Linked DNA regions of Homo sapiens: regions 1 and 2 are each linked to region 3. A link is a contact called in ENCODE Hi-C or POLR2A ChIA-PET data. All regions are on one chromosome and are shown on one strand. The core of a region is the stretch at or near the end of the contact, and the rest is flanking DNA. Distances in the headings are between cores, read along the strand shown.

Region 1 (4,547 bases), core at 190-2,689, 610 kb before region 3:
AAAGACACTTGCAAATACACCCAGTACAGCTACGCAAGGACACTCATAGACACAAATAGTCACACTCTTGCAGAAATATACACACTTTTTTTTTTTTTTTGAGACAGGGTCTCACTCTGTTGGCCAAGCTGGAGTGCAGTGGCACTATCTCAGCTTCTGCCTCCCTGGTTCAAGCGATTCTCCCGCCTCAGCCTCCCGAGTACTTGGGATTACAGGCATGCACCATTATGCCCGGCTAATTTTTAAAAATTTTATTTTTAGTAGAGACGGGGTTTTGCTATGTTGGCCAGGCTACTCTTGAACTCCTGGCCTCAAGTGATCTGCCCGCCTTGGCCTCCCAAAGTGCTGGGATTACACTCGTGGCCACCGCTCTCGGCCTGAAATACACACACTCTCAATGTCTCTCCATACTCCTGCATTGACAGAGGCATCAATAACAGCCTCATACAACACACCAGTACGTTCAGATGCACAGAGATAGACATACTCACAGCACTCCAAAAACACACACACAGCCGGGCACGGTGGCTGCCGCCTGTAATCCCAGCACTTTGGGAGGCTGAGGCGGGTGATCACCTGAGGTCAGGAGTTTGAGACTAGCCTGGCTAACATGGTGAAACCCCAACTCTACTAAAAATACAAAAATTAGCCGGGAGTGGTGGCGCAACCCCGTAATCCCAGCTACTCGGGAGGCTGAGGCAGGAGAATCGCTTGAGCCTGGGAGGCGGAGGTTGCAGTGAGTCGAGATCGCGCCACTGCACTCCAGCCTGGGAGACAGAGTGAGTGAGACCCTGTCTCAAAAACAAAAACAAAAACAAAAACAAAAAACAGACACACACTCATCACTTCCATCCATCCTCAGGATACAGACATCTATATAATACATATCCTTGTACACACAACAAATTAAACACACACTTACACGTGCCCAGATACATACCCCACACACACACACCCCTAGACACCCCCCAATACACTTGGTCACCACCCAAATGTATTCAGAGATACACAGATACGAAGACACTCATATTCTTGTGCCTTCACTAACATAATCAGAAACAGGTGCACCCAACCACTCTCTGCCTGAGGGCCGGCGTTTATTGCAAGCACTTGCAGGAGCTCCTACGCCTAAGGGTAGACACTGGGGCTGGCACACACAGAGGGTCCCTAATCCTTTCCAGTAAGCTAGGCGCGCGCGCACACACTCACACACGCGCGCGCGCACACATACACACTCAGTCCTCCGCAAGCTCCCTCCACCATCGCCGCAGTCCAGGCCGCCCCCCTCCGCCCCGCCCCTGCTGCTCCGTGCACACTGCAGTGAGGGGCCCGGGCGGGGCGCAGGGGCGCGCCAGGGTCCGGGTCCGGGTTCGGGGGCGGGGCGCACCTGGGCTCCTCCCCGGGGCGGGCCCGACGCAGCGTCGCCAGCGCAAGCGGCCGCACCTGGCTCAGCAGCGGCGGCGGCGGCGGCGGCGGCAGCGGCGGTAGCAGCAGCGGGCCCGGCTGGGGCGCGAGCGCGGCGCAGCCCAGCCCAGCCCAGTCCGAGCGCGGACCCGGCGCCCGCAGCCCCGGCGCCGCCATGGTGGAGGCGGCGCCCCCCGGGCCCGGGCCGCTGCGGAGGACCTTTCTAGTGCCCGAGATCAAGTCGCTGGACCAGTACGATTTCTCGCGGGCCAAGGCGGCGGCCAGCCTGGCGTGGGTGCTGCGGGCCGCGTTCGGGGGCGCAGGTACCGGGGCTCGGGGGACCGGGGTCGGGGGCGGCGGGCCGGGCGCGGCAGGTGCTGGGGGGGGGCGGGGCGCCGGGCCGGGAAGGCAGGGGGCCGTGGGAACAATAGCGCCGGCCGCCGGGGGTCCCCGGGCTCGGGCCCCTGCCGCGCCGGGGCCTCCGAGCTTCCTGCTCGGCCCGGGCGGTGGACTTTGCCCCGCCGGCTGCGGGAGCGCGGTGGGGGTGGGGCCCGCGGCCCAGCTCCGCGCGGGGGTCCCCGGCGTCCAAGCCTCCAGGTGAGCCGGGCGGGGTCTGCGGGCCGGGTGGGGTCTCCCCGTGCGGACCTCTCGTTCCCGCCTCCCGCACCCCCAAGGCCTTCCCTTGCACGCCTTCTTCTCTTTTACACACATCACGCCCCTGCGAGGATCTCCTCTCGGTCTCTTCCCCCGCCACACACCCTGGAGACCCAGACCCCGACCTCGCTGGGGGGTCTCGAGCGCTCCGGTCTCCACCACCGCACGACCCCCAGGCCCCAACACACACCCCGCGTCGGCCCTGGCCGCGCTGCGGGCGGCGACCGGGGAGCTCTGGGAACCCCCTTTCGCCTCCATAGCCCCCTCCAGCGCCTGGCAGCTGCGACTTATGGCCCCATTTTACTGGGGAGGTTGGCGAGCCCAGCTGAAGGGAAATGGGTAGTACAAGATCGCCTGGGGTGGGCCCCCCGCTCCTCCCGGCTGCGGGGCCTTCTCCCATTAGAGCAGATCCTTCACTCCCTCCCCCAGGCCCGCTTGCCTGAGAGCCCGAGCCACCCTAATGGGGAGGATGCCGTAATCCCGGGTCCCCGGGATTAGAGGCCCTGGAAACACTCAGTCTCGGCTTTGGGCAGCTTCACAACCCCAGGCCAGAGCTAGGAGTCAGGGCCTGGCCAGAGAAGACAGGGGTTAATTAAGGTCTGGGCTTTCCAGCGGGGAGCTGTGGGGGTACATCCTTTTCTCCCACTGGTTCTGCCCACTGGTGTTGGCACAGCCCATCCCCCCTCTCCCTGGCCTTCCCAGATCAACCTGTTCTGGGTGTGGGTCTCAGTGACAGCTGTCCGTCTCCTGGTTCCGCCCCAGCCTGTCCCTCTTTCTCCCAGACAGTCTCTGTCTGCGTCGTTCCATGCATGCATTTCCCACTCTGGGGTCTACCTCCCTGCAGATATTTGCTTGAGGAAGAAAGAGATTGGGCATTGGACAGCCAGGACAGCCCCAGCTCCTCACTTCCAAGGTTACCAGGCTGTAGAGAACTCAACGTGGAGTGTCAGAATTGAATGTGAAGTCCAGCTGCACCAGAATGCGAATTATCCCAATTATCTGAGCTTCTGTTTCCCCTTCTATAAAAGAAGGCGTTCATTCACAGACTTATCTGTTTTGCGAATGTTTGTGGGGCAGGGGCACTTGCTATGTGTAGGGCACTGCTCCAGTGATGGAGACCCCCCGTTACCTCTTTGCAAGGTTGCTGGGAGGCGTAAAAGCTGTAGTGACCACAGAATTCTTCGCGTGGCACGGGGCGCGTGATACATGCGAAACGGTTGCTCGCTGCTGGTGTGATTGGCGGTGGTATATTTTGATGAATAATATTAACGTTATCCATTATCCCCTGGCCAGGAATCAGAGTAGAAATTATCCCATTTTGAAGACAGCAAAGCAAACTTCTGATGAGGGGTGTTGGTGAGCTCCCAGTGCCCTGACTCACCCAGTTCTGTTCTTGTTGACCCAGCTCCCTCTGCTGTGTGACACACGGCAGTGGCTGCCTCTACCGTGAGGGTCAAGTTCAATCTGTTCCCTGTTCCACTCCCCTAAAAAGAGGAGAAGGGCTGAAGGAAATGGGAGCAGAGTTCTACAAGATTCATGAGCTCTGGGGACTCTTGACGGTATGATACCTATCAGGTGCTGGGCTGGGCGCTCAGGGTGTAGAGGAGACGGCAGGGGATGGATATGGGGCAGAGGGGGATGGGCAGGAAACCAGATCATAGGGAAGCTGGCCAGCGGGGCCTGGGGAAAGAAATTCTTGAAATCTTCCAGGGAGGGAAGAGATCCCACAGGTGGAAAGATTTGAGTCTGGAAGGATGCATGGAAGTTTGACACGGAGAAGAGATGTGTGGGCAGTGGGCAAAGGCTCGGAGTGTGGACCAGCAGGGAGTTCTCAGAGAATAAGATGCAGGTCCCCGGGGTGGCGGTGGGAGATAAGGGAGGCTGGTCAGACTGAGGAAGGCCCTTCAGGCCCCTGGTTATGGATCCAAGGGTACTGGGGAGCCACGGACAGTGTTGGGAACTGACAAGATCAGGTATGCAGTGGCCCCGTGGGAGTAGTGATGGCTCAGAGGAAGGGATAGTTCTGGCAACTCCAAGGCACAGGTGTGAGAAGGCTGTGCAGAAATAAAAGCAGAACACAAGCTTGGAGATTAGATAAGAAAGGGTTCCAAGCCTGGCCAACACGATGAATCCCCGTCTCTACTAAAAATCCAAAAATTAGCCGGGAATGATGGCACACGTCTGTAGTCCCAGCTACTTGGGAGGCTGAGGCAGGAGAATTGTTGAACCTGTGAGGCGGAGGTTGCAGTGAGCCGAGATTGCACCACTGCACTCCAGCCTGGGTGAAAGAGAGAGACTCTGTCTCAAAAAACAAAGGGTTCCATGTTAAACACATTTGGAAAACACCCCATGCAGTTCTTTATGCCTTCAGAACAGATGTGTGATGTGTGAGGGAAACTCAAGTTCATGTTGGACATTTTTATCCTGGACAAGTTATCTCAGCTCTCCAGGCCTTGGTTTTCTCATCTGTACAAGGGGTATAATAATAA
Region 2 (4,217 bases), core at 1,718-4,217, 580 kb before region 3:
CGGTGGTCCAGTCTCAGCCCCAATGGTCCAGCCTTGGTCCTTTTGGGTTAGAATTGACCCCCAACCCACAATGGGTCCAGCCTTGGCTCCACTAGTCCAGCCTCAGTCCTGACTGGTCTAGCCTTGGCCCCTTTGGGTCAGCCTTGATCCCATGGGTCCAGCCTTGACTATAGTGTCCAGCCTGGGCCCCACGGGTCCAGCCTCAGTCCTGACTGGTCCAGCTTAGAATCCAAACGTCATAAAACAGATACTTTAAGTTTGAGCAAACCATGCCCCACTCCCGCCCGGCTGGTGCTTCCACTCTCCACCCTGCCTGCTTCTCCCCACCCCTATTCCTGGCCCTCTTCATGGCTGTGGTTTTACTCTAGTTCATGCCATCAGCTCATATGCATCTGTCTTCCTACTTAGACTAAAAGCTCCGTGCAGGCAGGGAGTGTCTTAGTCACACTGTCCTCAGCACCCATCGCTATGCCTAATGTGAAACCAGTGTGAACAAACTATTTGGAAAATAAAGACATGAATCACGGACAACAACAAAACACATGCATCTCCAGGAGCCTCTTCCCACATCCCGTCTGCTGGGTGACATCCTACGCGGAGCTAGTGTCACAGTGAGGCCGTTTCTGGAAACTAACCTGGGGAACCAGCGCACCTGCTAGGCTCACCTTGAGGAAGCGCCGATAGCCTCGCACAGCTGTCTCAGGCAGTGGGTGTGAGCGCAGGAAGCGCAGATACAGGGGCCAAATTCGAGAGTGCTGCGTGATGGGCAGTGCCCGGAGGGCACGGTCGAAGGTGCGGCGGGTGTGTGTGACGCGCCCCTGGTCCATGAGGAACTGGCAGTAATCTAGCCACAGACGAGGCATCTGGGGGTGTGGGGAGAGGCGGCTGGGGCTAAGCCACGGACTCCATGGCCTGGCCACAGACACTCGATGTCCTGTGGCTGAGCCACACCTGGGGCCACCACATAAATGCGGCGGGACCCAGAAACCCCCAGCTCCAGGACTGAGTCCAGCCCAACTTCCCATGCAAAGAAGCAACAGGAATCCAAGCCCCCATCCCTAACATGCTGAGCCCAGCCCCTGTCCCCGCCCCACCCACCACCATGGACTGAGCTCCACTTCCCGATTCATCCCCTCGCCGAGCCCCAAACCTTGTGCATGAACACAAAGGCCCTCTCATGACAGTTGTTGACATCTTCATAGGCAGGGTCGGTCACACAGCGATGCTTCACCTGTGCCCGACGCGCCTTCAGGTATCGGTACCAGAGTTTGTAGCTGGGGAATAGGAGGGGACAGATGCTGATCGGTCAGCTTTATGGACACCCCCAGAACCATTTGCCCTGCCCCAGTTGGCAAATGTGGGAAGAAGGGGTGTGGGAGGGGTGACATGTCTCAGCAATGACAGGGACAGACTGGGACATCAGAGAAGGTGTGCTGACCCATCAAGGGATGTACAGGTCAGTGATGAAACACGAAGCAATCACCCGGGACCCGGGACCCACTTGGCAGTTTTGTTATAACTGGACCAGGTGGGGTGGGGGCTGGTGGGCAGGGCAGCTGGAGCCATTCCCACCTGCAGGGCAGCAGCTTGAGTGCCCGCTCGTATAGCTGATTGAGCCTGGGCTTCGGGGCGCCCTGTTTGAACTCGATGTAGCGAAGCCAGCATTTGACAGAGAATTGGTTCCGCATGATTTCCTCCTCATAGGGGAGGTCCTCTTCCTCCTGCCAGGGCCAGGGAATGGGAAGAAGAGAGGCCTACCCTCAGAGCCTGTGTGCAGCACCATCCCACTGCTGGGGCTCAGGTCCAAACTCCGGACTTTTACCTAGATCCCACCACCCACCAAGGAAGTCAGGTCACCAGATGCCCAGGCACCAAACCAGATGCCCGACACCAAGACAGTGGCCCAGACCTTTACCCCTCAGAATTCAACTACCCAAAATCGAACCCAAATCATCAGACTTCTCAGTCATTAGGGCTCTGGGCCAGGAATGAGTCCGCATCACCACTCGCTTTCTGCCCCAGATGGTCAGACTCCTTAGATACCAAGGCCCTGGCCCAGATGCCAGTCCTGGACACCAGACCCCACTTCTTCAAAACGTGCCTCTTCCCAGACACCAGGCCTTTGGCCCCTCAGACTCCCACTGTCACCATCTGACCCATCTCCACCCCAGGCCCAGATGACCAGATCTTTACCCCAGCCACCAGGGCTCTCAGGTCCAGATTCCAAGCCACTAGCCCCGCCCCCAGGATCCCACTAGCCAGCGTCTAGCTCAACTCTGCCCCAGAAATTAAAAGCTAGGCCTTTATCTCACAGGAGGAGTTATACACCAGAAGCCAAGCCTTTAACTCTGCACACCAAGAATCTGGTGAAGATGTCACGCCTCTACTCCAGAGAGTAAGTATTTCACTGGCCATCGCCTGACAAGCTCCACATCACCAGGGTTCTTCTAGCCTGGCCACCACCCCAGAAACTGTCATGCTGCAGTCCAGGCCTAGAGACCGCTATCCAGAAAACCAAGCCTTCATCCCAGAAACCAGAACCCTGGCCTCGTAAGCAAGCCTTTACTTCAGACACCGATCTTCACCTCTCAAGGTTCAGTTATGCGATCTTCCTCCTCTCCCATTCCCTGCACGCCCCCATTTCCGCCCCTGGTTCGGGAGGCTAGACGCTTCCCTTCGACAGTGGTTTTCTACTCAGACCCGAAGATACAACACCATATTTTTACTCCTGGACAGTTCGGTGCGGACATGACGATCCGGTCTCTGGCCCATTAGGGTTCCCAGACCTTGGCCTGGCAGTTTCGGCCTAAATCTCCTTGCCGACCCAGCCTCGATCCCCTGCGGCGTCCAGGTCCCAATGCCCCAACGCAGGCCACCCCCGGCTCCTCTGTGGACTCACGAAGACAAGGTCCGGCCGCTCGGGCCGCGAGAGTCGCGCCATCACCACCATTTTTCTGGATGCCCAGGTACAGGAGAGAGTCGCGCGCTTATGACGTCTACCACTGACGGCCCGCCCCTCCGAGCCAGACCCGTTTTCTATTGGTTAAATCATTTTTGACGGACAGGCCCACGTTATTGACTTCTTTTCGACGACGCCAGCGACCGGAAGCAGAATAGAGGCGCCAGAAGATGCGCCATCAGGATACACATTGGCCAATCAGCTTCAGCAATGGAGCGTGCAAAACACCAGTGAGCTTCTGTCTTGCTGGAGGGTCGGCTTTGGGCGGAACTGGCTTTGTTGACCGGGAGAAACGAGATGGGGGTGAAGCTGGAGATATTTCGGGTCAGTGGACACAGGAGTGGGTTGGGAGGCTGGGCAGGGGATCTTCCTGGATCTGAAGATGAGGTTGGAAATGGGGGGACTTCAAAGGAAGAGGGAGCTCCAAGGAGAAAGCTCTTAAGATTTGAGAGGAACCTTTCTGGTTGGAAATCCAGGAGAGGGGACGCTGGGCTGGGGGGGTTCTCGGATTTGGGCTTCTGGGTTTGGGGGCTGTGAGAGGGCTGGTCCGAGGAAGGACCTCAGAGAGGGGTGAGCTGAGAAGGGGGCTCTAAAGAAGGAAGACTTAAGATCCTGGGGGAGCTCTCGGGCTCGTGGTGGGTGGGTGTCTATGACAGGGAGATTCCTAGACTTCGAGAAGTGGAGTTGAAGAGTGACGCCTCCTGGGTTTGGGGGTGCTCCCGGGATCTTAAGTGGGGATGGGTAATGAGGTCTCGAGGAGATGCTTTTGATTGTAGCTGGGGCGTCTGTGTGTCTGTCTGTGTTTGAGAGGAAGACTCCAGCTCAGAGGGAACTTTCAGGAATGAGGCCTCCTGGATTATAGGAGTTAGGTTTTAGGGTGCGAGGTTTCTGTACCCTTGGTGGGAGTTCTGGGATTCTTGGGTCGGCCGTAACGAGGCGCTTCTGGACTCTGCAGTAGGATGGGTCCCCCAGGCTCTGAGGAGCCTCTGCACATTGCTTGGGGGGAGCTCACCTCACCCACCCTCTGCCATTCCAGATGATAATCTACCTCACTTTCCCTGTGGCTATGTTCTGGGTTTCCAATCAGGCCGAGTGGTTTGAGGACGATGTCATACAGCGCAAGGTGGGCATAAGAGGAGTGTTTGAGGGTTCATTCCAGGGGTGGGAGAGGGTGTGGGGCAGCAGTCTGCTGGGGACTAATGTCTGCCTCCCATAAGCCGACCCTGCCCTGATGTGGGGCTCTGGAGGCCTTTGGCTC
Region 3 (4,715 bases), core at 51-2,550:
CAAGACTCCGTCTCAAAAAAAAAAAAAGAAAAAGAAAAAAGAAAAGAGAAACAGTGTAGCAGAGGGAAGGCCAAGTGCAAACGCCAGGAGTCTGAACTTGGAGGGACAGGTTCTTCCACACTTGCAACAGAGGTCTCCTGCCTCCCTGACCGCCCCGCCCCCCGCGCCCCTGTCTGTGTGAGGAAATCAAATCTCAGCTTGCCTAGGGCCCTGTGGCAGGGAGGCCCCAACTTCACCCCATGGGTCTTGGGTCTGCTGAGCTGAGTCAGAGAAAGGTTTATTATCCCCATTTTACAGAGGCTTATTGTCCAAAGGCGAAGCCACTTGCCCAGAGTACATGCGGTGGGCCAGCGACTATGAAAACCCCTGGGGCTGTCCTCTGTTCAGGGATCGCCCAGGCTCCCTGCCCCTGCGCGCTGCTGAGACTGGGTCATTTTCGGTTCTACCAGGCAAGCGGGGGACCCAGCCCCCACTGCTGCTGCCCTCAGCCAAAACCAGGGCTGCGCCACCACCCACCCGGCCTATCTCCCATCTTATCTCCCCAGCTCTGTCGCCTGACCCCTGCACCCCACCAAATCGCAGCCTTTGCCCGGTGCCCTCACCGCCTCGGTTGGCCCCCGCGCGCGCCTCGGGCGAACCCCTGGACTGGCCCTCCAACAGGGCCCCAGACTCGGGGTACCCAGGGTGGCCGCTGAGGCCTGGAGAAATCTGGGCCTCCCCTGTGCACCATCCAACTGCGCGCCCCAGAGGCTCAGGGCGCCCCGGGAGTGTGGGGGTGTGGACAGATGAGCAGAGCCAGAGCATCTCGGGCAGAAGAGGGGACCTGGGAGGGGGCCGGGGAGACAGACAGCGAACAGGGGTGAAGCCGGGGCCGGACGGAGCGCGCAGCGGACAATACTGGGTTCAAAGGGGAGAGATAAGGCGCAGACTAGAAACGCTAGGCTGGACCCGGGCCAGGCGCGCCGCGGGGCAGAGATGGGCGGAGCGGGAACGGGGGCGGGGGCGAGAATGGGGGGGCGGGGACGGGGGCGGGGATGGGGTGCGGGTGCGGGGTCGGGGGCCAGGGAGAGGCCTAGTTGCGTCGAGGGGGGCAAGCGCCTGGAGGACCCGGCGCCCGCTCCAGGCCCTGCCCCTCCAAGTCCCCCGCCCCGCGCCAGGCCCCGCCTCTCCAGGGCCCCAGCCCCGCGCCAGGCCCCACCGTTCCGGGGCGCGTGCCCCGCCCAGGCCCCGCCCCCACGGCCCCGCCCCGGGCTCCCCCCACTCAAGCCTTTTTTCCCCTGCTGGGGGCCGAGGCCCGGCCAGGAGCAGAGTCCGGCTGCCTGGGGCGGGCGGCGCGTGTCTGCAGCTGCTCCGGGTAGCCCGCTAGGCGCGCCGTCCCCAGCCCCGCCGCCGGCCCTCGGTGCGCCCGGCCGCCTGCACCCCCAGGTAAGCGAGCACCCCGCGCCGCGAACACCGCCCCGAACGCCACCCTCACGGCGGTCCCCGGCCCCGCCTCCGCGGCCATGGCGGCCCCAGCCCGGCCCCCACTCGCAGCTGGGCTCCAGCCCCCATCACCCCGCCGGGGACTGTCCCCCTCGGGGCTTCCCATCATGGCCGTCTCCCCGAGCTATCCGCGCTCCCCCACGAGGGCCGGGGCGCAACGGGTGCCCGAGGACGCGGCTGTGAAACGGGCTGGAGCGAGTAGGGGCGATCCTGGCCTCGTGACGCGGGGGAATCCGGATGTGTGAGCCGGGGGAGCGCCCCGTTTCCCCGACGTGCCAGGGCTGGGGACGCAGCTGGGGCCCTGGCCTCGGAGTCCGCAGCCCGGCCGCGTAGACGGCTTCTGAGAACCGCTTAAACACGTCATTCCAAGCCCGAGCTAACCCATCAGGCGGCCGGGGTGAGGTGGAGGTGCCCAGGCGGGGATAATGTCATTTGGCCTGGTTGGACCAGCCAGCGAGGGCTTTTTAGGCCCAGGGCCTAGCCGGGAGTGTGTGCGGAGCAGAAAAGAGGCCAGCCTGGCTGAAACGCGGAGAGGGAGGGTCTGAGGTGGAGAGAGGTTGGCCGGGGCCTGGGAAGCGGCGAGGAGAGTGTGGAACCCGTTCTCGGGGCGGTGGGGACCAGGGAGGCTTGGAACAGCAGGTGCATGGCGTGATCGGATTGTGTCTTAAGAACATCCCGTAGCCGCTGTGGGTAGGAGAGATGGGGATACTTGGAAGGGGGCTTCTGGCTTGACCTGGCTGGAAGGTGTGATAGGAAGTGGGTGAACTGAAAATTCGCTTTGGCAGAGTAACATCGTCTAATTCTGTCTGTTTGCAAGTGGAGCGTGGGGGACCGATGTTTCTCCTGGGTAGTTAGGAGTATATAGAAGAGGCTTTCATTGCTGGGTTGGGAGACTTGAGGAGAAGCTGCTCTGGGGGACACAGGAAGGTGGGCAGGGGGAGAGGCTGTTGTGGTTTGCAAAACCTACCAGATGGGGGAATGCTCCCATCGACTCCAGTCTGAGCTCAGGCAAGGTCTCAGGCATCTGAGCGCAGAGGCCAGGGTGACCCCACTGGGGCGACCTGGGTCTGTTATATGGGGATAGGGTTCCTGGACTGTGGAATTGTCTTTGAAGCCCTCGGCCTCCCCCAGCCTCAAATGGGTCTGCCTTCCAGGAGCAGCTGCTGTGAATAAACACAGAAGTGGAGCTGGGGGACTGATTAGAAGCCTCATTCAGTGCACCTGGGCCCCAGCAGGCCCAGCCAGGCGTGGAGGAAGAGGCATTGAGGACTTTCCTTACCTGTTTTTCCAGCTCACCCACTGCCAGCAGAGGTACTTTGAGCCTGGGGTGTGGGGGGTGGGGGGCGGCCTTGGTCGTTGAACTGGCTGTAGGGCCCCCAGGGAAAGGTTTCTGAGCTTCAGTTTACCCATCTGTAAAATGGGTCAGTAGTATCTGAGCCTGGGAGTGTTCATGGATCGATGAAAGCCGAGGCTAGGCAGATCTCGGTGGCAGCCACACCCCTAAGGAACCGGAGAGGGTTCTAACGCCCGGTGGGAGTTCAGGGGGATGTATGGGCTTCCATTTCTCCTCTGAGAAATTCACAACAGTGTCCACCTCCTGACCCAGGGCTGTCTGCAGGTTGAATAAAGCGGTTGACCCAGTGCGTGGCACAGAATGTCTTGGCTCAGGAGCCACTGGGATGCCTGTAGTTGGCAGCAGAAGTGGGCCCAGGTTCCCTCCTCCCACCCGTGGGATGGCACAGAAAGGCAGGTGCCTTGGGAGCTCGCTGCCCTGTCCCCTTCTCTGAGCACCACAAGCTTCTCCCTTTCCGACTGGCTGGGCTTGAGCCTGACCACCCCCCAGCCCTGTCCTGCCACTTTGAGTTGAGGGCCTCCGGGCTACTGACTTCACCACTTCCTGCTTCAGTTTCTCCACCTGTAAAATGGGATAATAGCAGTCATGACCTATAGGTAAAGAGCTGAACACAGTGCCTGGCTGGTTGTGAATACGTGCTAAACAGGCTATTAAAATATCACGAGAATATCACAGAGCTGGAGGCTATTAAAATATCACGGAGGGGCTGGGCGTGGTGGCTCACGCCTGTAATCCCAGCACTTTGGGAAGCTGAGGCAGGCAGATCACCTAAGGTCAGGAGTTCGAGAGCAGCCTGGCCAACATGGTGAAACCCCATCTCTACTAGAAATACAAAAATTAGCCGGGCGTGGTGGCATGTACCTGTAATCTCAGCTGCATGGGAGACTGAGGCAGGAGAATCTCTTGAACCTGGGAGGCAGAATTTGCAGTGAGCCGAGATCGCGCCACTGCACTCCAGCCTGGGCAACAAAGTGAGACTATCTCCAAAAAAAAAAAAAAAAAAAAAAATTCAGAGTCATGCCTGGGGTCAGGGGGAGTCCAGAGGAGTCACCTGACTCAGCCTAAGGAGGAGTCAGGGAAGGCCTCCTGGAGGAGGTGACAGTTGGCTGGGTCGCTAAGGGTAAGGAGGAGTTAACCAGGCCAAGAGACCAGTGGGCAAATTGCAGAGGAGAGAAACTGCCAGGGTGCTTGGATGAAACAACCACAAAGCCAGGGTTGTAAGATCCAGAAGAGGGGAGAGGAAGAAGGGCAGAGCCAGCCTGCCAGCCTTGAACAAGCATTTGGCATTATTTAGAGCTCAGGGAACAGACTGCAGGGGTCGAAGGCAGGAGCCTGGAGACCAGGATGGAAGGGACTGCACCAGGCCAGGGGAGTAATGGTGGGGCTGGACCAGGTGAAGGCGTGGACGGGTGAGACTTGGGTGGATCTTGGAGAGATATGGAGAGGCCGGGGGAGGGAGCAGCTGCTCATGGGGGAGAAGCTTTAGGTGTAAGTCAGCAATCTGTTCTCAGCATCTGGAAATTGCCATGCTGCTAGACACCCAGGTGGTACGGCGTAGGATGGGCTTTAAAGCAAGCTGGGAGCTTGGGAGACAGCAGAAAGAGGGCAGAAGGAAAACCAGGAGTGGGTGGCAAGCTGGGAGCCAAGGGAGCTGGGGCTGTCATAGGAGGAAAGGGTCTTGAAACCCCTGTTTGATAATTCAGTAGCAGGCATCTTACTGTTTTTTTAATTATTATTTTTTTTATTTTTTGGAATGGAGTTTCGTTCTTGTCGCCCAGGCTGGAGTGCAATGGTGCGATCTCGGCCCACTGCAACCTCCACCTCCCGGGTTCAAGCAATTCTCCTGCCTCAGCCTCCTGAGTAGCTGGGATTACAGGTG

The links. Hi-C counts contacts between places; a loop is a spot of excess contacts on that map. ChIA-PET counts read pairs that join two places held with the same protein, here RNA polymerase II (POLR2A). Pooled maps may share reads with other maps.
Region 1: a pooled map shows a loop between it and region 3 (4-fold over the local background). The contact joins the promoter of CAMSAP3 here to the promoter of CERS4 in region 3. A Hi-C loop is called at or near these places in 1 of 50 pooled maps. POLR2A ChIA-PET finds 5 or more read pairs at or near these places in 2 of 52 experiments (activated CD4-positive, alpha-beta T cell and activated T-cell).
Region 2: a pooled map shows a loop between it and region 3 (8-fold over the local background). The contact joins the promoter of XAB2 here to the promoter of CERS4 in region 3. A Hi-C loop is called at or near these places in 6 of 50 pooled maps. POLR2A ChIA-PET finds 5 or more read pairs at or near these places in 3 of 52 experiments (WTC11, activated CD4-positive, alpha-beta T cell and activated CD8-positive, alpha-beta memory T cell).

What each region holds. Positions count from the first base shown.
Region 1 is chr19:7,594,424-7,598,970 of GRCh38, forward strand. It overlaps CAMSAP3 (calmodulin regulated spectrin associated protein family member 3), which reads left to right and starts at 1,440. Exons shown (of 17, transcript NM_020902.2): 1 at 1,440-1,727. The coding sequence starts at 1,580. RefSeq lists a silencer at 1,140-1,579 and an enhancer at 2,419-3,024.
Region 2 is chr19:7,626,578-7,630,794 of GRCh38, forward strand. It overlaps XAB2 (XPA binding protein 2), which reads right to left and starts at 2,968. Exons shown (of 19, transcript NM_020196.3): 1 at 2,900-2,968; 2 at 1,573-1,721; 3 at 1,151-1,274; 4 at 666-863. The coding sequence starts at 2,950. It overlaps PET100 (PET100 cytochrome c oxidase chaperone), which reads left to right and starts at 3,216. Exons shown (of 4, transcript NM_001171155.2): 1 at 3,216-3,283; 2 at 3,996-4,082. The coding sequence starts at 3,257. It also overlaps a transcript of STXBP2 not described here. RefSeq lists enhancers at 2,880-2,999, 3,260-3,309.
Region 3 is chr19:8,208,070-8,212,784 of GRCh38, forward strand. It overlaps CERS4 (ceramide synthase 4), which reads left to right and starts at 1,301. Exons shown (of 12, transcript NM_024552.3): 1 at 1,301-1,425; 2 at 2,637-2,793. RefSeq lists a silencer at 982-1,901.